2 separate regions of the Homo sapiens genome follow, and region 1 is linked to region 2. A link is a loop called in an ENCODE intact Hi-C map of the cell type or tissue named here. Cell type or tissue: sigmoid colon. All regions are shown on one strand. Each heading gives the region's core, and the rest is flanking DNA. Links, peaks and the distances in the headings are about the cores only.

What was found. Peaks named below come from ENCODE experiments on the same cell type or tissue, not always from the same donor. Only the 100,000 strongest peaks of a DNase experiment are listed, where the experiment ranks them.
Region 1: a loop joins it to region 2, with 9 times the contacts of the local background. A loop is called at or near these places in 3 of 110 quality-filtered maps.

Annotation. Positions count from the first base shown.
Region 1 is chrX:3,807,852-3,818,737 of GRCh38, forward strand. It overlaps the pseudogene LOC389906. Among named protein-coding and RNA genes, the nearest start is that of TRI-GAT1-1, 25 kb to the right of the region's middle. RefSeq lists silencers at 3,853-3,922, 6,708-6,877, 7,308-7,387, 7,748-8,227, 8,518-8,657 and an enhancer at 7,058-7,107. In sigmoid colon, for the core only: a CTCF peak has its summit at 4,324; DNase peaks (open chromatin) are centred at 7,140, 7,900, 8,280, 8,610 and 2 weaker places; H3K4me3 peaks cover 2,737 bases; H3K27ac peaks cover 2,011 bases.
Region 2 is chrX:2,319,368-2,330,253 of GRCh38, forward strand. The region is part of intron 3 of DHRSX (dehydrogenase/reductase X-linked); the gene reads right to left. LOC124905239 (a long non-coding RNA gene) reads left to right here and starts at 1,668. Exons shown (of 3, transcript XR_007068382.1): 1 at 1,668-2,549; 2 at 10,032-10,158. In sigmoid colon, for the core only: no CTCF peak of the experiment used is centred there; a DNase peak (open chromatin) is centred at 5,894; H3K27ac peaks cover 944 bases.

The DNA.
Region 1 (10,886 bases), core at 1,071-9,070, 1.5 Mb after region 2:
AGGAAATCAAGGATGTGGACATACAAGAAGTGAGGTTAAGGGCGGAGGTTTAATAGGTGAAGGAACAAGAAGAGCTCTCTCCTGCAGAGAGGAGGTTCCGAGTGGGTTTTCTGGTCTGCAGCAAAATGCAATGGGTTTTATAGATGAGCTTGATGAGGTGGTGTCTGATTTACATAGGGTGCAAGAGATTGGTTGGACCAGGTGTGTCATTTGCATAGGGCACAAAAAAACTGGTTAGGGCTAGGCATGCCATTTGCATAGGGCACCAAAACCTGGCCACCTTCACCCTAATCTTTTATTATGCAGATGGATTCTCTACCTGGTTGGCACTATGTTGCCTGTTCCTTTAAGGTACACGGTGACAAAAGGGAAGATGGAGCCTCCATGTTGAACGTGCCTGGCTCCAAGGTAGCCCTTTTCTATTGGCACAGCTGCCGGTATTCACCTGTGCAAGCTTCCAGCTTGCTTATCTATGTCTGCAGCATGATTTTTCAGGCTGCTCTTTGTTAGAAATGATTTTGGAGCTGCTTTTTGTTAAAAGAGAAATTCCGCCGAGGACTCTTTTACCCTCACTATCTGCCTGAGTAATTTCTTTCTAGCTCCTGTATGAATCCCATCATTCAGGTAGTGAGCATAGTACCCAGGAGGCACTTTCCCAGCCCTGTCGCCTTCCCCTCCTCTCCCGTCTAGTAGTCCCCAGTGTCTGTGGTTCCCATCTTTATGTCCATGAGTACCCAATGTTTACTTCCCACTTTATAAGTGAGAATATGCCCCATATTTGGTTCCTGAATTAATTTGCTTAGAATAATGGCCTCCAGCTGCATCTTTGTTGCTACGAAGGACATGATTTTATTCTTTCTTATGGCTGTGTAGTAGTCCATGGTGTATATGTACCACATTTTCCTTATCCACTCCACATGGATGGGCACCGGGGTTGATTCCGTGTCTTTGCTATTGTGAATAGAGCTGCAATGAACATGTGCGTGCAGGTGTCTTTATGTTAGAAGAATGTATTTGTCCTTGGGTATATAAACAGTAATGGGATTGCTGGGTCGAATGCTAGTTCTGAGTTCCTTGAGAACTCTCCAAACTGCTTTTCACTGCAGCGGAGTTAATTTACATCTGTCAGGCCTCTGAGCCCAAGCTAAGCCATCATATCCCCCGTGACCTGCACTTATACATCCAGATGGCCTGAAGTAACTGAAGAATCACAAAAGAAGTGAAAATGTTCCTGCCTTAACTGATGACATTACCTTGTGAAATTCCTTCTCCTGTCTCATCCTGGCTCAAAAGATCCCCCACTGAGCACCTTGTGACCCCCACCCCTGCCAGCCAGAGAACAACCCCCTTTGACTGTAATTTTCCACTACCTACCCAAATCCTATAAAACGGCCCCACCCCTGTCTCCCTTTGCTGACTCTTTTCAGACTCAGCCTGCCTGCACCCAGGTGATTAAAAAGCTTTACTGCTCACACAAAGCCTGTTTGGTGGTCTCTTCACATGGACGTGTGTGAAAACATTCCCATCAGGAGTGTATTTCTGTGTTTAGCATCCATGCTTTGAGTTTGCCAGAAGATGTTGGATTTGATTGTACCCTGGGAGTAGTGGCGCATGTGTCTCATTCTTCCACTTTCAAGTTGTTCATTGGAGCTGGAGTTTTACACTAGGCAGTGATGACTGAGGACCCCCAGATGAATCTTGGAATTTGATCTCAGAATGTGGCAGAGGCTACATCCCCATGACCCAGCAGGAAGAACATGCCTCCTGCATCCCACGGCTGAGGAGAAAGTGGCTTTTACAGATAGTTACAGGCACCAATGGTTCTACTTCCCTGAAAAGCTGTGTATTTTTTCCATGTGGTTCTGAAGTATAGTTGCTGGAGGATTTGCGTAGACCGAAATGTAGGCTTGGTGCAAACATAATTGCAGTTTTTGCCATTAAAAGTAATGGCCAGACTGGGCGCAGTGGCTCATGCCTGTAATCTCAGAGATTTGGGAAGCCAAGGTGGGCGGATCACTTGGGGTCAGGAGTTCGAGACCAGCCTGGTCAACATGGTGAAACCTCATCTGTACTAAAAATACAAAAAATAGCTGGGCACGGTGGTGCGTGCCTGTGGTGCCAGCTACTTGGGGGGCCGAGGCATGAGAATCGCTTGAGCCCAGGAGGCAGAGGCTGCAGTGAGCCGAAATTATGGCACTGCACTCCAGCCTGGGCAACAGAGCGGGACTCCATTTTACACACACACACACACACACACACACAAAACCGCAATCACTTTTGCACCAACCTAGTATAATTGGGGAATTCCTGGTTACTTTTTTATTCCACGAAAAAGCCTGTTCCCACTGGGGCAATGTGCCAGAGGAAGGGCAGGTTAGAACTGTAAAGCTTCAAGAAGACCCCCTATATCCTGTGAGTGTCCTTGGTATTCATTCTGCAGGCCATTATCAGTCTTGAGGGGGCTGCTACAACATTCTATGGAATGAGAGAGCATTGCTGTGTCAGGAAGTACATACTATTTTTTTCTGCCTCTTTCTCTACCTTAAAAGGATATGCTCAGAATGAGTTGAAATATGGCCATTTTTTCCCCTGAAATCGAGAGCCAGTTGTTGACTTGGAATCATTCAATGTCTCCATTTGTTTTGGGTTAGATTGTTTGAATGGAGGATTCTACTACCAAACACTCATAAGATGGCTTTGAGCAGAAACAAGGCTGATCAGCCGGTATGTACACAATTCTTGGCTTTACAATATTTCTTGGGACATTCTTGGGCTTAAAATATGGCCACACCTCTGCAGTGGTAGGTCAAACAGCCTCTGTCCCAGACCTAAGCTCTCTGGATGCCACACCCCAGACTGGGACTCCCAATCTCATGGTTCACGCTGGCAATGCCTGACCCAGGACATTATCTTGCCATTGAGACCAGGGTCCTTCTCCTTGGACAGTTCCTGTAACTGTTATTGAGTATTTTGAACAGCATTGAATATTTTGTTGAATACTGAATATTTATTGAATATATTGAATATCTTGAATAACAGTCCAAGCAGAAATAAGTATCGGGACACTTTGTTCTCGTTGACAGTCTCAGGTTTCAGTTCTGGCCATATGAGTCTTGGGTGGTTCATTATTGTGAAGACTCCACAAAGTAAGATGGGTGTATGGTGAAGAATAATCAAAGGTAAATAAAGGCACCATCTCGAAGTGGACTTGCCATGTTGCATGGAAGCATGAATGTGTTGAGTCTTTTGTTGTTGAAAATGGTTCTAGGCTGGGCACAGTGGCTCACGCCTATAATCCCAGCACTCTGGGAGGCTGAATGTGTTGAGTCTTCTGTTGTTGAAAATGGTTCTAGGCTGGGCACAGGGGCTCACGCCTATGATCCCAGCACTTTGGGAGGCCGAATGTGTTGACTCTTTTGTTGTTGAAAATGGTTCTAGGCTGGGCACAGTGGCTCACGCCTATAATCCCAGCACTTTGGGAGGCCAAGGTGGGTGGATCACCTAAGGTCAGGAGTTCGAGACCAGCCTGGCCAACATGGCAAAACTGCATCTCTACTAAAAATACAAAAATTAGCTGGGCATTGTGGTGGGCGCCTGTAATCCCAGCTACTGAGGACGCTGAGGCAGGGAGAATGGCTTGAACCTGGGAGGCGGAGGTTGGGCAGCAGAGCCTCGGGAGGGGAGGAGGGGAGGCGAGAGGGGGAGGGGAGAGGGGAGGAGAGTTCTAGCATCCCCAAGTCTGCCCTTGAGAATGTGGTTTGAGAAGGGAGGTGGATTCTTTCAGTGGTGTTCACAGAGCAATTGAAACTTTAGATTTCTCAGAGTGAGCTAGTTTACTAAAGCCTACATATCTGAAAACATAAACACTTCTTCATTAAGGGTGCCCTTTAAGCCAGAAACAAACTCAACCACCAACCACCAAACCCACAAATGAGACAAAACCAAACCAAACCAAAAATCCAACAAATAAACAAACAAAAAACTTTCCCTGAGACAAACCACAGAACTTTATTTTGGGAAAAGAAAACATTTTTTTGTTGGTCAAACTATCAGCTCCTATGAAATACTCTTAGAGATGTTTATCCTGAGCTAGTTTTTTTTGTGGGGAGGTGCTGTTTACATGCTATGTTAAAAATAACACGCAAAAATTCACGAGACATTGATGATGATGATGGTTATACAAATAACGAGAATAATGATATTGGCATACATCATGTGAGTGGAAAAAAAAAGTTGATGGTGGTGATGACAATACGATCGAAACTGCTTTTGCTCCGTGGAAAGCCCTTTGAGATGGGGACCTGGCTGTGCAGTTTGCGGTGTATTTGCCTAAAACGCCATCTGGCTGCTACGTAGAGGAAGAACACTGTTTGCTTTTCTGGCCTTTGTTTTCATAATTCTTCAATTTCTCTTTATGCTCCTAAAAATTCTACATAATCCCATTTCGAACATTGCATTCATTCTCTTTTTTTTTCTCTTAGAAAACAATAAGGGTTTTCATTAAGAAGTAAGTCATAAGACTGCAAGAGAACAAATAAAACTCTTAAGAGGTCTCCCTCCCTCCCTCTCTCTCTGCAGGCTGGGGGTGGAGGATTCAAACGAAATTTTGCTTGAGAAAGTAGCCTGCTCGCTTCAGAAAATTGAATATTTTATTCAAAAAAGGTTAATTTTGCAGAACCAATTTGGCACACCTTTACATCATTCACACTACCTTCCCTGCCCCGTTATTTAGAGAACTCTAAGAAACATAATCTATACATGCACACAAAGTTGGGAACAGTAGATACTAGGGAATACTAGAGGGTGGAGAGATGGAGGGGCCAGGGCTGAAACACTACCTGTGGGGTGCTATGCTCAGTACCTGGGTGATGGGATCATCTGCATTCCAAACCTCAGTGTCACATGATATACCCATGAAACAAACCTGTACCTGTACCACTCAAATCTAAAATAAAAGGTAAAATTATATATAAAAAAGGAATATGATCCACAGAATGTATCAGACAAAAGGTGTTTGTTATGGTGGCTAATACACTTGGGGTTCAGAAAGTCAGTGGTGGCCACACACGGTGGCTCATGCCTGTAATACTAGTGCTTTGGGAGGCTGAGGCGGGAGGATCATGTGAAGCCAGGAGATCGAGACCTCTCTGCTACAAAAAGTAAACAAACAAAAATTGGCTGGGTGTGGTTATGCATGCTTGTGGTCCCAGCTACTTGGGAGACTGAGGTAGGAGGATCACCTGAGCCCAGGAGGTCAAGGCTACAGTGAGCTATGATTGCACCACCACACTCCAGCCCAGGCAACAGAGCAAGACCATGTCTCTTAAAATTTTTTTTTTAAAGAAAAAAAGAAAGTTGGTGGGGACGTGAATTCTAGAACTTTCTCTCCTCAAATATTTAGAACAGGTTGACATGGTACACAACGTTCTTAAAAGAGCTTAGCAAGAGGACGGAGGCTCAGCATTTGAAGGAAGCTGAGTGAGACAGATTAACTAATAAACAAGTCAAGTCACCAGTTAAGAATTGGTCCAGGCATAGTTGCTCATGCCTATAGTACCAGCACTTTGGGAGGCCAAGGCAGGAGGATCACGGGAGCTCAGGAGTTTAAGACCAGCCTGAGCACCATAGGAAGTCTTCATTTCTACAAATAATTAGCCCGGAATGGTGGCACAAACCTGTGGCCCCACCTACTCGGGGGGCTGAGGCGGGAGGATCGCTTGAGCCTGGGAAGTGCAGTGGCGTGATCATAGCTCACTGCAGCCTCCACTTCCCAGGCTGAAGCGATCCTCCCTGTGTCCTCACATGGTCATCCCTCTGTGTGTGGCTGTATCCTTTTATTTTCTTGAAGACAGGGTCTCGCTCTGGCCCAGCAAAGAGTGCAGTGGTGCGATCATAGCTCACTGCATCCTGGACCTCCTGGGCTCAAGCGATCCTCCTACCTCAGCCTCCTGAGTGGCTGGGACCACAGGCGTACACCACTACACCTAGCTAATATATATATGTTTTCTAGATACAGAGTCTCCTTATGTTGCCCAGGCTGGTCTCAAATTCCTGGCCTCAAGCAATCCTCCCGTCTCAGTCTCCCAAGTAGTCGGGTCTACCAGCACGCACCACCATGCCCAGGTAATTTTAAAACTTTTTGCGGCTGGGTGCGGTGGCTCATGCCTGTAATCCCAGAACTTTGGGAGGCCGAGGCAGGCAGATCACTGAGGTCAGGAGTTAAAGACCAGCCTGGCCAACATGGTGAAACCCCGTCTCTGCTATATATACAAAAATTAACCAGGCGTGGTAGAGGGCGCCTGTAGTCCCAGGTACTCGGGAGGCTGAGGCAGGAGAATCGCTTGAACCCGGGAGGCAGAGGTTGCAGTGAGCCGAGATTGTGCCACTGCACTCCAGCCTGGGTGATAGAGGGAGACTCCGTCTCAAAAAAAAAAAAAAAGAAAAAAAAAATCAAAAACTTTGTAGAGACAGTCTTGCTATGTTGCCCAGGCTGGTCTCGAACTCTTGGCCTCAATGTATCCTCTCGCCTGGGCCTCCCAAAGTGCTGGGATTACAGCACTTGGCTCCAGCTTGACCTTTGTTGGTAGAACTACTCAGAAAATATGACCGATTTAGAAATTGGGTGGTGCCAAGTAAACCCCACCCAAACCTATCCCCGCACCAGTTCTCATCTACCTTTTTCGCGTGTTGGGGAACTAGCAAGGCAGGGGCTGCCGCTCGCGGGGGCTTGGCCTCCCTCACGCAGCTCAGCCTCTGAGCGCAAGGCACAGGGCTCTCGCGCTACGGCCGCCACCCGCCCCGAGGCCCCGGTCCCCTCCCCTCACCGCCGCACCAGGACAGCGCGGCCAAGAGCCGGGCCTTTCGGGGGCTGGTGCGGACGTGGCCAGAGATGCCCGAGGAGAAGCAAGAGACCATGGGTATGCGGCGGTCACGGGCCTCTCCGGCCCGGGAGACGGACGTTATGGCTGGCAGCGTCTCGATACCAAATGTTTCCAGACCATATGCTTGCCGCTTCCCGCACTTGGAAAGACCAATCGTTAGGCCCGAGGATGCAAGACCCACCCACTTTGCGATGGAGGCAGCCAATCCAGTTGCTCGTTACTTCCAGTGTCGCAGGCGCCCTTACGAAAGATCCTGTCCAATCGCTACCGGGAACGTCCTCCTAGTCCCGCCTCAGGGCCATCGCAGAGGCTGTCAATGCCGTCTGACCCCTTTACCCCATTGGCGTACTTCCTTCCGACACCATGACATGCACAGCACCAGGCCGGGGCGGGTCAATGGCGGTGGCGGAAACGGCGGGCCACTGCGCGGGAACGGGTTACGCGGCTGACGTCCGCCGCAGCAGCCGCTGGGTCCTGGAGGCAGAAGCCTCCCTGAGAAGCGCACAATAGGCAGGGCGCGGTGGCTCACGCCTGTAATCCCAGCACTTTGGGAGGCTCAGGCGGGCGGATCACAAGGTCAGGAGATCGAGACCATCCTGGCTAACACGGTGAAACCCCGTCTCTACTAAAACTACAAAAAATTAGCCGGGCATGGTGGCGGGCGCCTATGGTCCCAGCTACTCGGGAGGTTGAGGCAGGAGAATGGCATGAACCCGGGAGGCAGAGCTTGCAGTGAGCCGAGATCGCGCCACTGCACTCCAGCCTGGGCGACAGAGCAAGACTCCGTCTCCAAAAAAAAAGAGAGAAGCGCACAATGGACCAAGGGCTCTTGCCGGAGAGGCGCCGCCGCCGAACCCGCAGCCAGACGCCCCTCAGTAGCGCCCGCAGCGGGTGCCGCGGCTCTCGCCTAAACCATGGGCGCACCCGAGGGGCGGGCTCGCCTCCCGTCGGCCCTCACAGCTCGGCTGGGCTCGGAGTCCGCTCCGCCGTCGCCTTCCCGCTGGGGCCGGGAAACGCAGCCGCGGAGCCGCACAGCCCTTGCAGCCGGATGAGAGGCCCCGCTGGCCTCAGGACGGTGGTCGGGGCGGCGGGCGGGGGCATTCGTGCAGCCTTGTGGCCTGCAGGCGCTCCCCGTCGGCAAAGCTGCGCCGCAGGCCTCGGGGCGGGCCTAGGGGCCAATAGGGGGCTCCGGGGTGGGCCTGGAGGCCTGAGGCCACCGGGGGTCCCCGGGCAGGTGATGGGGGCTTGCGGAGCGGGGGCGCCGACCTCTGACCCACGAGAGGGGCGCCTTCGCGGTGCTGGTCGTAGTTATTCTCAGCGTCCCTATTATCCGATTTGAAATGAGAGCAGGCGGCTCTCGGGCTCCGAGCCGGAGGGGGCGGGCGAACTGGGAGCAATGTGTACATTCCACGCCTAGAACCCTGCCGCTGGGCAAATGGAGGCCCGTGTCCCTGCGGTCGCTGCCTGGGAGGGCGCACGAGGTCCCCCAGGCGAGGTGACCCACAGGAGGTTTTGTGACATTGGGCGGCCCAGTCCTGGGGGTGGTGTGTGCTAGTGGTGGAGGGCGGCCTCCTAGAGGAGCCGTCAGCCTTCCAGGGAAGGCACCTGGCCGGTCGGGGAGACTCCCCGGGGCTGCGGGGGAAGCTCCACCTCCTCGAGCGCCCCCCGGGGAGACCCAGGACGCAGGGGTAGCCCTGCGCGGAGTTCTTGGTGGCTCCAGGTGACGCTGTCATAGGACAAAGGGCCCCGGGTGCCGACCTCCTGTGGAGGGCCCTGCCCCGCTGCGGCTGAGGAGGTCGGCACCCGGGGCCCTTTGTCCTATGACAGCGTCACCTGGAGCCACCAAGAACTGGAAGAGGCAGGAAGGAACACCCCCTAGAGCCTCCAGGGGGAGTCCAGCCCTGCCCACAACTTGATCTCAGATTCCTGGTTTCCAATACTGGAAAGAATAAACTTCTGTTACTTTCAGCCACCCAAATTGTGGTTATTTGCTTCAGCATCCATAGGAATTTAAAAACTAAGAGGTATGAATTTTATGTTGCTGCCAAAAGGCTTTTTCTAGGACAAGTAGATATTTAACCTAGATAGTTGTAGCCTTTTCTCGTCTTCATTGGGATCAGAACTCAGTTGATGGCCTCTGTCCTCCTATCTCAATGTTGATTTTACTTTCTCTTTAATCCTGTTCTAAAGCAGTGACCCTTTTAATATTGCTTAAGTAAATATCAATGTTTTTCTGGTCAGTGTGAGACCAGAAACCTTTTTACTTTGGGTCTGAGAAGGAGAAGTATTTTCCCTCCTTCTCCTCTTTTTAGAGATGGGGTCTCTCCGCTGCCCAGGCTACAGTGCAGTGGCATAATCCTAGCTCACTGCATCCTCAAACTCCTGGGCTCAAGTGATCTTCCGGCCTCAGCTTGCTGAAAAGCTGAAACCACAGGTGTGTGCCACTATGCCCTACATATATATATTTTAACTTATTTGTAGAAATGAGGTTTCACTATGTTGCCCAGGCTCGTCTCAGACCTCTGATCTCAAGTGTTCCTCCTCTTTGGCCTCCCAAAGCACTGGGATTACAGGTGTGAGCCACCATGCTTTGGCATGGTGGGGTATGCAGTAGGAGAGCAGGGGTGGTGGTAGTGTCTCCATATGTACTCTCACTAAAACTGGTGTGGGCAGATACTGGATGCCTACTTATTTAGGGGCATCTAAATTCCTGTGCTAAATTAGAAAACAGAGGCAGCTCTTGAAAGGAGTGATGGCGTGAAGGAGAGATGCTTGGACCAACCAGCACACAGCCCTTATAAATAATTGATACCCTTGGTTTTAATGCCACGTCCTCTTCAACAGTTGTTGGTTGAAATGACACGTGATTCCAGGTAAGCTTTTCCAGATAAATTGCCCTGGAACTTCAGACTTTGTCAGGTGAATCGATGTGGAATTTCAGAATGGGCTGGAATGTCTGAGATGGGCATGTCCGATATTCAGCTCAGTGTGGGGAAACTGGTGGCCAGGGCTGGTTGCAAGCTGAGTTGTAGGGGTGACAGTTCACCTGAGAAACAAAAAAACATGCAAGTCCTGGTTCATGAGGAGTGATTTCACAAATAGTGACCATGGAAGTCAATGTTGAAAAACAAATAGATTCAGGGCATAAGGGTGCAGGTTTGTTACGTGGATATATTGCCTAGCGGTGGGGATTGGCCTTCTAACCCCCAAACAGTGAACATAATACCAGATAGGTAATTTTTCCACCCTCATCCCCTCCCACCTTCCCCCTTTTTAAGGTGTCCTGTGTCTGTTAATGTCATTCTATAGGTCCATGTGTACCCATTTTTTTTAACTCCCACTTATAAGCGAGGACATGTGGTATTTGATTTTCTGTTTGAGTTATTTCACTTAGGATATTGACCCGCAGCTCCATTTATGTTGCTGCAAAAGATATAGTTTCATTCTTTTTTATAGATGCATAGTATTCCTTGGTGTGTGTATACCACATTTTCTTCATCCAATGAACATTCAGGTTCATTCCATGATTTTGCTATTGTGAATTGTGCTGTAATAAAAATATAAGTGTAGGTGTCTATTCTGATAATTTCTTTCCTTTGGGTAGATAACCATTACTGGAGTTGCTGGGTCAAAGGGTAGATCTATTTTTAGTTCTCTGAGAAATCTACATACTGTTTTCTATAGAGATTGTACAATTTTACATTCTCACCAACAGCGTATAAGCAAGCGTTCCCTTCTTTGCATTCTCGCCAAGAGGTCAACGTTTTTCTACAAGACAAAAATGTAGATTGGTAGATGATAGATAGATCAATGACAGGTAGATGGAATACATAGATGATAGATAATAATAGGTAGGTAGATGATAAATGGAATAGATAGATGGAATAAATGGATAGATAGAATATAGTAATAAAATGCATCTACCTGAAAATAGAGAAGAAAAAGATTGTGGGACTTTCCACTCTATAACCCTGGAGCAAAGAAAATAGCATTAATGAAAAAGCA
Region 2 (10,886 bases), core at 1,645-9,644:
CCCCGTCTCTACTAAAAATACAAAAATTAGCCAGGTGTGGTGGCGTGTGCCTGTAATCCCAGTTACTTGGGAGGCTGAGGCAGAAGAAGTGCTTGAACCCAGGAGACGGAGGTTGCAGTGAGCCGAGATCGTGCCACTGCACTCCAGCCTCGGTGACAGAGTGAGACTCCATCTCAAAAAAAAAAAAAAAAAAGAGAACGAAGACCTTTATGATGATCTACTTCCATTTAGTAAGTAGTAAAATATTTTCTCTTCTCTTCCTTAGCATTTTTTTTCTAGCTGACTTTATAATATACATAACATACAAACTATGTACTAATCGACTCTATGTTATGAATAAAGCTTCCGGTCAAGAGTACACTACCAGTATTTAACTTTTGGGGGAGTCAGAACCTATACATAGATTTTCAACTGCATAGAGGTCAGTACCCCTAACCCCCGTGTTGTTCAAGGGTCAGCTGTATATACATATTTTTTCGAGGTGGAGTTTCCCTCTTGTTGCCCAGGCTGGAGTGCGATGGCGTGATCTCAGCTCACTGCAATCTCCACCTCCCGAATTCAAGCGATTCTCCTGCCTCAGCGTCATGAGTAGCTGGGATTACAGGCACGCACCACCATTCCCAGCTAATTTTTTGTATTTTTAGTAGAGACGGGTTTCACCATGTTGGTCAGGCTGGTCTTGAACTCCCGACCTCAGGTGATCCACCCGCCTCGGCCTCCCAAAGTGCTGGGATGACAGTTGTGAGCCACTGTGCCCGGCCGGGTCAACTGTATTTTGTGCCACGTGATAAATATATACATTTACATCTCAGTGTCCCTCAAGATTCTTAGAACACAGAACTTGCCCATTCATTTACATATTGCGCTGTTGTGGTAGCGATCATATGACCCAAAGAGCTTCACATATTTCCCTATGTGGACTTTTCTTTTCTTTTTTTTTTTTTTGAGATGGGATCTTGCTCTGTCACCCAGGCTGGACTGCAGTGGGGTGATCTCAGCTCACTGCAACCTCCACCTCCCAGGTTCAAGAGATTCTCCTCCCTAATCCTCCTGAGTAGCTGGGATTACAGACACGCACCACTACACCTGGCTAACTTTTTGTATTTTTAGTGGAGGCGGGGTTTCGCCATGTTGGCCAGGTTGGTCTCCAACTCCTGACCTCAAGTGATCTGCCCACCTTGGCTTCCCAAAGTGCTGGGATTGCAGGCATGAGCCACCGTGCCTGGCCCTGCAAGTCTGTTTTGATTGGATTTGTTTGACTTTAAACCCATTCGGAAGAGTTTTCCTAGAATTGCTACACTCGGAGACATGAGGCAATGCTTACTCTGACTTTTGACGTTTTCAAGTGTACAGTTGAAAGTCAACAACATGGGTGAATGTGGCAACCCCTCCTTACACAATCAGAGACAGTCACTGCCAAGCCGCTTCGTGGATTGTCATTAGCTTCCAATGAGAAACAGGTGCACAATCAAGGTCTAAAGATAAAGAGGGTTAAGTGCAAGACAGCAGCCATGACGTGTCGGTCCACGTACAGCCTGTCTGCCTGAGGGCTCAGTGATCCAAAAAGACACTGCAGGTCAGCACTTCAGAGTGTTCGCAACATCCGGGGTTACTTAACCCTGTGGCTTGACAAGCAGCAGAGATTTGCAAACAATGATAGCTTCTGTGCCACTTCAGCCGAACACTGGCTCTGAAAACAGCCTCAGTATCTGACAAGCTCTCATTCCTGGGCTTGTGGCGTGGCTGTCCATTGAGAGAGCCTAAGTATATCTTCATGCCGAGGGGATGGGAGCATTTATATAAATAAATGTTTGCACTGATTACAGCACTGCTGCCAAAGAGCTTGATGGGCGATGATGATCCGATTTCGCCATGGCAGCTTATGTTTACAGAACCCGGCTCCATTGCAGACAGGACATCGAATGTGTAACGCAGTATTTAAATGTCCACTGACATTTACAGCTCGTGTCAGCCCAAGAGGGAAGAGGCGTTGGTGTCCCAGTCTGCCAAGGAGGGCTCCTGCTATGGAATGAATGGTGTCACCCCGAATCTCATGTGTGGAAACCCTAATGCCAAAGGGGATGGTATTTGGAGACGGAGCCTTTGGGAGATGATGATGTTTACATCAGGTCGTGAAGGTGGGATCCTTATGTTGGGATTCGTGCCCTTGTAAGAAGAGACACCAGGGCACACATGCTCCCTCGTGCTCCACCCCCCTCTCTCTCTGCCCTGCGAGACCATCTGTAAACCAAGAAGAGGAACCTCTCAAGTACCCAACCATGGTGCCACCTGGATGTAAACATTTCTGCCTCCAGTACTATAGAGAAATAAATTTCTGTTATTTATGCCACCCCATCTATGGTCCAGTTAACCCTTAAACAACACAGGTTTGAATTGCACGGGTCCACTTCTACGGGCATTTTCTTCTACCTCTGCCACCCCGGAGCCAGCAAGACCAATCCCTCCTGTCCGCTCTCATCTTAGGCTACTCAAGGTGAAGACGATAAGGATGAAGACCTTCATGACGATCCACTCCCACTTCAGAAATAGTAAATATATTTTCTCTTCTCTATGATTTTTAAAAATTTAGTTTGGTGTCCTTTTTTGTTTTTAATTATCTTTCCATAAGTGATTGGGGTACTGGTGGTATTTGGTTACCTAAGTTCTTTAGTGGTGATCTGTGAGATTTTGGTACACCCATCACCCGAACAGTATATACTGCACCCTATTTGTAGTGTTTATCCCTCACCCCCCTCCCACTCTTCCCCCCCAAGACCCCAAATTCCATTTTATCATTCTTATGCCTTTGTGTCCTCATAGCTTAGCTCCCACGTAACACTGAGAACATACGATGTTGGTTTTTCATCCCTGAGTTACTTCACTTAGAATAAAAGTTCCTTATCAGGCGTGGTGGCTCAAGCCTGTAATCTCCACACTTTGGGACGCCAAGGCGGGTAGGTCACCTAAGGTCAGGAGTTCAAGACCAGCCTGACCAACGTGGTGAAACCCTGTCTCTACTAAAAATACAAAAATTAGCTGGGCGTGGTGGCGTGCACCTTTAGTGCCAGCTACTCGGGAGGCTGAGGCAGGAGAATCACTTGAACGTGGGAGGCGTAGGCTGTACTGAGCAGAGATCACACCACTGAACTCCAGCCTGACTCCAGGGCAACAGAGTGAAACTCCATCTCAAAAAAAAAAAAAAAAGAATGAAAGTTCCTTATGATTTTTGATTCTCAAAGTTCCTTATAAGGCGATTCTCCTGCCTCAGCCTCCTGAGTAGCTGGGATTACAGGCGTGCGCCACCACGCCCGGCTAAAAAAAAACAAACAGCATTTTCTTTTCTCTAGCATACTTTAATAATACAGTATACAATACATAAAACATACAAAATATATGTTAATCGACTTTATGGTATTGATAAGGCTTCTGCTCAACAATAGGATATTCATAAGTTTTGGGTGAGTCAAAAGTTATCTTTGGATTTTCAACTGTGCCAGGGACGTGTGTGACGCCCCTAACTCCCACATTGTTCAAGGGTCAACTCTAGTTTTTTGTTGTTGTTGTTGTTGTTTTTGAGATGGAATCTTGCTCTGTCGCCCAGGCTGGAGTGCAATGGTGTGATCTTGGCTCCCTGCAATCTCCGCCTCCCAGGTTCAAGCGATTCTCCTGCCTCAGCCTCCTGAGTATCTGGGATTACAGGCGCCACACCCAGCTAATTTTTGTATCAAGGTCAACTGTATTTTCTTGCAACAGCCAGAGCTGACTAAGACAGTCTTGAAGCTCAAAGAGGTACAAGAACCTACCCAAAGTTATCCAACCAACAAGCACCTGGAAGGCAGAATAAAGACTCAGGTAGCCAAGCGCCATAGCCACACCATGGTAGAGCTATTCTGCCTTGTAGAGATGCATTGAATCTGTCACAGGGTGAATACATCTCCAAATGCATTTGAAAACTCCTACGGGATGCTACAGAAACACGTGAGGGAAGAGTGGGTGTGGACATACTCTCCATCTGTTACACTCAGAGTACTCCAACTACAGGAGTGAGATGCCTCAAGACAGGCCAAGGCAGAAACAAGCATCACTATGAACCCCAGAATAGATATGTTTTTTGGCCAGACACGGTGGTACACGCCTGTAATCCCAGCACTTTAAGAGGCCCAGGTGAGAAGACTGCTGGAGGCCAGGAGTTTAAGACCAGCCTGAGCAACAGAGGAAGATCCCATCTCTACAAAATATTTAAAATATATACATAGCTGGGAATGATGATGCGTACCTACAGCCCCAGCTACTTTAGACACTGTGGTGGGAAGATCACTCGAGCCCGGGAGGCTGAAGCTGTCGTGAGCCACAGTCACACCACTGCACTCCAGCCTGGGTGACAGAGTGAGATCCGGTCTCGAAAAAATCATCATTATCGTCACAGTAATGAGAGGAATTTTAGGTGATAGGTGGTTACTAATTTCAAAAATAGGGGCTTCCGGTTTCTCCTCTAATGATACAGGGGTTAAGAAGAAATGACTTAAGCAGATAGTAAAAATTAGCTGGGTGTGGTGGTGCACACCTGTCATCCCAGCTACTTGGGAGGCTGAGATGTGAGGATCACCTGAGCCTCGGAAGTTGAAGTTGCAGTGAGCCATGATCACACCACTGCACTCCAGCCTGGGTAACAGATGGAGACCCTGTCTGGAAAAAAAAAAAAAAAAAGATTTTGCACAAAGTTTTACGATGACTCTGCTTTGTAATTAAAAGTAATTTCTGCTTTGTTGGTGATTTCTCACACATTTATCTGGTAGACCAGATACCTGCATGTGATAGGGTAAGAAGGACCCATTTCCCTCCAAGGAGAACAGCATTGCAAGGGGGTTGAGGACGCATGCATGTGGAATCCAAACATTGAATGCACTGAGACGGCGCTGCATGAAGCCTGTCTGTGAGTTTATGATGAAGCTGCACAGAGCTCCGTAGGCGGCTCTCACTCCTCTCTCTCAGCCTTTGGCTTCAGTTTAATTGCATACACACCCTTCAGAGCTGCTCGGGGCCCCCACTTCTTCAGCCTTCTGGCATTTTTCTAAGAAACACTAAACCTCTTTCCAACGTTGCCCTTGGATTTTGTGTGCACGTCTTCCAGCCCTTGAGCTGCTTGACCTGTGCTTGCAAGGGTTCCATAACACTGGATAGGACAGAAGCTCCGCCCAGCCCCAGGTGAAAGCTCTGTGCTCTTCAGGGACCATGTCCTATTCACACTGTCTCCCTCACATCTAATACAGTCATGATACTCGGCAATATAGTACTCCACCCAACAGGCAACTCAGAGTCTGCCAGTGATACAGGAGTTAAGAAGAAATCACTTAGGCAGACAGTAAGGGTATGGGAGTCCTCGGCAAGGCTTTTTTCTTTTCTTTTTTTTTTTTTTTTTGAGATGGAGTCCCGCTCTGTCGCCCAGGCTGGAGTGTAGTGGCGTGATGTTCGCTCATTGCAACCTCCGCCTCCCGGGTTCAAGCAATTCGCCTGCCTCAGCCTCCTAAGTAGCTGGCATTATAGGTACGCACCACCAAGCCCGGCTAATTTTTGTTTTGTTTTTTTTTTTTTTAGTAGAGACGCGGTTTCACTGGTCAGGCTCGTCTCGAACCCCTGACCTAATGATCCACCCGCCTCAGCCTCCAAAAGTGCTGGGATGACAGGTGTGAGCCACTGCGCCCGGCAGCTTTTCTCTTTAACGAAAAGCAGCCCCAAGTCATTTTCTAACAATGAACAGCCTGTCAAGTCGAGCTGCAGACATACACAAGCCAGCTGGGAGCTTGTACGGGTGAATGTCGGGAGGACCTAGGGACTAGACACGTTCAAGATGGCGGCTCCATCTTCCCGGGAGGAACTAACGACTAGACACGTTCAAGATGGCGGCTCCATCTTCCGGGCAGGAACTAGGGACTAGACACGTTCAAGATGGCGGCTCCATCTTCCCGGCAGGAACTAGGGACTAGACACGTTCAAGATGGCGGTTCCATCTTCCCGGCAGGAACTAGGGACTAGACACATTCAAAACGGCGGCTCCATCTTCCCAGCAGGAACTAGAGACTAGACACGTTCAAGACAGTGGCTCCATCTTCCCTCCTCTTTGTCAGCCACATGTAAAGTAAGAAAAACAGGACCGAGAGCCCCGACCAACTACAAAGCCCATTTGCATAACCGATTAGGGTGGGCAACCAGCCTTTCCTGTGGGCTATGTAAATGTCATGCTTGATGGAACCAATCTCTCGGAGAGCCCCGACCAACTACAAAGCCCATTTGCATAAACGATTAGGGTGGGCAACCAGCCTTTCCTGTGGGCTATGTAAATGCCATGCTTGATGGAACCAATCTCTGAGCTCTATGTAAATGAGACACCGCCTCCTCAAACTGGACTATAAAATCCATCACATTTGGTGCCAGCTGGTCCTTTCCGCTCGGAGACCCCTTTCTCTATAGAGAAAACCATTTCTCTTTCTCTTCTCCTGATTAAACTTCCACTCCTAAACTCCTCGTGTGTGTCTTTGTCCTAAATTTTCCTGATGCCCAATGACGAACCCCAGGGTATATACCCCAGACAACGTAGCCACTTCACTAACATGTAGAGAGCTTGCGCATTTTAATTCCTATCCTCACAATAGGCAAAGAGCAGAACATACTGAAAATCAGCAACTCTGCGATCCATCAGAAAATAGAGATCACAAGACGAAATGCTGCCTGAAGACTGGACAGACAGGTGGCAAGTGGAATTGTGCTTGTCTAGGAGTTCCTGCTGGAGCCAGCACCTGATGGACACATTTGCAGGGTAATTATTAAACAGCTGCAGGCTGACAGTGGACAAGCCTAAGTAAGTTAAAAACTCCTGGCCAGGCATGGTGGCTCGCACCTGTAATCCCAGCACTTTGGGAGGCCAAGGCGGGCAGATCACCTGAGGTCAGGAGTTCGAGACCAGCCTGGCCAACATAGTGAAACCCCGTCTCTACTAAAAATACAAAAATTAGCCGGGCGTGGTGGCAGGCACCTGTAATCCCAGCTACTCGGGAGGCTGAGGCAGGAGAATTGCTTGACCCTGGGAGGTGGAGGTTGTAGTGAGCCCAGATCGCACCACTGCACTCCAGCCTGAGTGACAGAGCGAGACTCTGTCTCAAAAAACAACAACAACAGAAAAACTTCTGGGGGCCCATCTTAGAGGGGACCTTGTACTTTCACAAATTTTACCTCCGGGAGCTCCACCAGGTTCCCAGGGTGAAGATCAAAGAAATATCCAGTTGTGTGTTATTGGGGGAAAGTAACCACTTTGCAATATTCCTAGGGAGACAGTAGCATTTTGAAGTATGCCCAAAGCAATCCGTGTCCTCTCTGCCCTCAAAGGAAATTACTTTAGCGCAGTCAAAGTGAACTGGGGGAAGGGAAATCTTCTATTTCAGTTTTTCTTTTTTTTTTTTTTCTTTCCAGGCAGATTTTCACTCTTGTTGCCCAAGCTGGAGTATAATGGCGCAATCTCGGCTCACTGAAACCTCCACCTCCAGGGTTCAAGCGATTCTCCTGCCTCAGCCTCCTGAGTAGCTGGGATGACAGGTGCCTGCCACCATGCCCGGCTAATTTTTCGTATTTTTAGTAGAGATGGGGTTTCGCCATGTTGGCCAGGCTGGTCTCGCACTCCTGACCTCAGGTGATCCACCCGCCTCAGCCTCCCAAGGTGCTGGGATTACAGGCGTGAGCCACCGTGCCCGACCAGATTTCAGTTTCTATTAGCTTTCAACAACACTTTTCGTGCATGAGTGACGCTGGCGGCCATGTACTCAGCCATTCCATCAAGGTTCCAAGCAGCAAAGCTGCAAAATGGATCTGACTCCTTCAGTGAAGAAGAGTCTCCCTGAATGCATTGGAAACACTCATGAGATGCTACTGAAGCAAGTAAGGGAAGCCTGACTGTGGACATGCTCTCTGTCTCTTAGGCTCACAGTACTCCAACCACAGAAACGAGATGCCTCAAGGGAGGCAGAGGCAGAAAGAAGCCATCACTATAAACCCAAGAATAAAGCCAGCAGAGCTACAGTGATGGCCTGTGTGCTGCAGGTGAGCATCACCTTGTTGTAAGGCCACAGGCTTTCCTGGCCACCCTGCTCAGTTGGCCTCGTGGTGGGAGTCACTAGACTCAAGATAGACCCAGCCAGACCATCTGGTTAGAGCTACCCAAGGAAAAGCCATTGTCAGCACAAAGTCACTGGAGTCTTAGAATGCACAGCTGTGATGGGCTGATTCCTTCTCCCAAATCCCTATGTTAAAGCCCTAACGCCCAGGACCTCAGAATGTCACCATATTTGGAGATAGTCTTTAAAGAGGTGATTAAGGTAAAACAAAGTCACCAGGGAGGCCCCTAATCCGAGAAGACTGGGATGCTTATAAGAAGAGGAGATGAGGCCGGGTGTGGTGGCTCACGCCTGTAATCCCAGTACTTTGGGAGGCTGAGGTGGGTGGATCACGAGGTCAGGTGATCGAGACCATCCTGGCTAACACGGTGAAACTCCATCTCTACTAAAAATAGAAAAAATTAGCTAGGCATGGTGGCACGCACCTGTAGTTCCAGCTACTTGGGAGGCTGAGGCAGGAAAATCGCTTGAACCTGGGAGGTGGAGCTTGCAGTGAGCCGAGATCCCGCCACTGCACTCCAGCCTGGGCGACAGAGCGAGACTCCGTCTCAAAAAAAAAAAGAGGAGGAGATGAGGACACAGACACACAGAGTGACGACCCTGCGAGGACACAGTGAGAAGATGGCATCTACAAGCCTACAAGAGAGGCCTCAGGAGGAACCAGCCCTGCCTACACCTTGATCTTGGACTTACAGCCTCCAGGATTGTGGGAGAATAAACGTCTGTTGTTTACAAGCCACCCAGTCTATGGTATTCTGTGATAGCAGCCTGAAATGGACTAAGACACCTCATAAGAAAAGGAGATGAGGACACAGACACACACATTGGGACAACCCTGTGAGGACACAGGGAGAAGATGGCGTCTCCAAGCCCAGGAGAGAGGCCTCAGGAGGAACCAGCCCTGCCCATACCTGGATCTCAGACTTCCAGCCTCCAGGACTGTGAGAGAATCAATGTCTGTTGTTTATAAGTCACCCAGTCTATGGTATTCTGTGATAGCAGCCTGAGATGGACTAAGACACCTCATAAGAGGAGATGAGGACACAGACACACACAGAGGGGCGACCCTATGAGGACACAGGGAGAAGACGGTGTCTACAAGCCCAGCAGAGAGGCCTCAGGAAGAACCAGCCCTGCCCACACTTTGATCTCACAGACTTCCAGCCTTCAGAACTGTGGGAAAATAAAAGTCTGCTGTTTAAGCGGCCCAGCCTGTAGTATTTTGTCATGGCAGCCCTAGGTGACTAATACAACAGGTGTTTCATCCTGTTCCTTTCCTCAGGTGGTGTTGCAGAGTACCCCAGCATCTTTAGGTGGTGGTAGAAGAGACTCCAGCATCTGCCATAACCCCCGGAAGAGTGTTCTGTATGTTACACTGTGGGGAGGTTTTCCTCAAAGCATTAGAGTGATCTGAACAATGGGAATCTTTGCACAGAGGAGGATGAGTTCTACTCGGGGATGGTACCTACTAAGAGAGACATGTTGTCTTCTCTTCAATTGCCCTTTAATGAAGAAATAAAAATTATTTAATTATTCGGTGAAGAAATAAAAAGAGTATTGCATTCTTTCAACAGAGATTCTGCACTTGTACTCCCAGGTATTTATGAAACCTCATGTTGATGCCTGGTGCATAGGCCAGGCAGTGGGGCTCTACCTAAGTAATGCCTGGTGGTTGGCCATGGGTAGCTGGAGCACCAATAGCATACTCTAATAGTCCATGACATCGGTCTACTCAAGGGCCATGGCTCAAATAGAAGGCTTTGTTTGGAGGAATTCAAAAGAGGTTCTACTGAGAAGGAACCTATGAATCAGTGCTGCTACAATACTTTTGGATTGTGCGGTTCAAACGCCATATTGGTTTTCTTCCAGCTCTCCAGCTCCAGCAGCACTGAGGCAGATCTGAGTTTCTCGAAGCTGGGCCCATCACCAACAAGACAGTGATGGTGAAAGCAATGATAGAAGAGGTCGAATTTAGAGTAAGGATCAGGATGGACAGGTGGGTACATCTATGCAACCCTAACCTTTCTGAAACTACTAGGCATAGATATTTTCCTGAAGACTAGTCTCAGCCTGCATGGATGGTCCCTCATGGCTACTGTCTCATTTGAAAAGTGAACCTATGAAAAGAGGAAAACACTATGACATCCACCACTGTTTGGTCACACCAATTCTTGACATTAACTCTCTCGAAGGACATTAGTATGACCTTCAAATCCTAGCCCGCAGGAAAGCTTCACTTTAGTTGTTTGTTTCCTGGGTGTCCCTTCCTACAACCCACGAAGCAAATGCCACACACCCTCCTTACATGCATAAAACAGTGCTGATAATGGATGAAACACACAAGTATCAGCTCATGCCTGCACTTTCAGAGAAAACACTCTTGCTTAGACCATGGGTATGTCAAGCTGCCAAGGATACAAAAGGTAAAACAATCCAAGGGCAACAGATGGTTCATGACAAAGAACTAAGAGGGCAGCACTGCGATTCCAAAAATTTGGATATGGACGTCAATGAGAGTGAATGAGAGAGAAGCAGAGAGACGGCGGGGGGGGGGGGGGGGGGGGGAGGGAGGGAGAGAGAGAGAGAGAGAGAGACAGAGAGAAAGGAAGGAGGAGGAGGAGAAAGGAAGGAGGAGGAGGTGAAAGAGGAGGAGGAGAAGCAGGAGGAGGGGGAAGAGGAGGTGAAGGAGAAGGGAAAAAAAAAGTAGAAGGGGCCAGGTGCGGT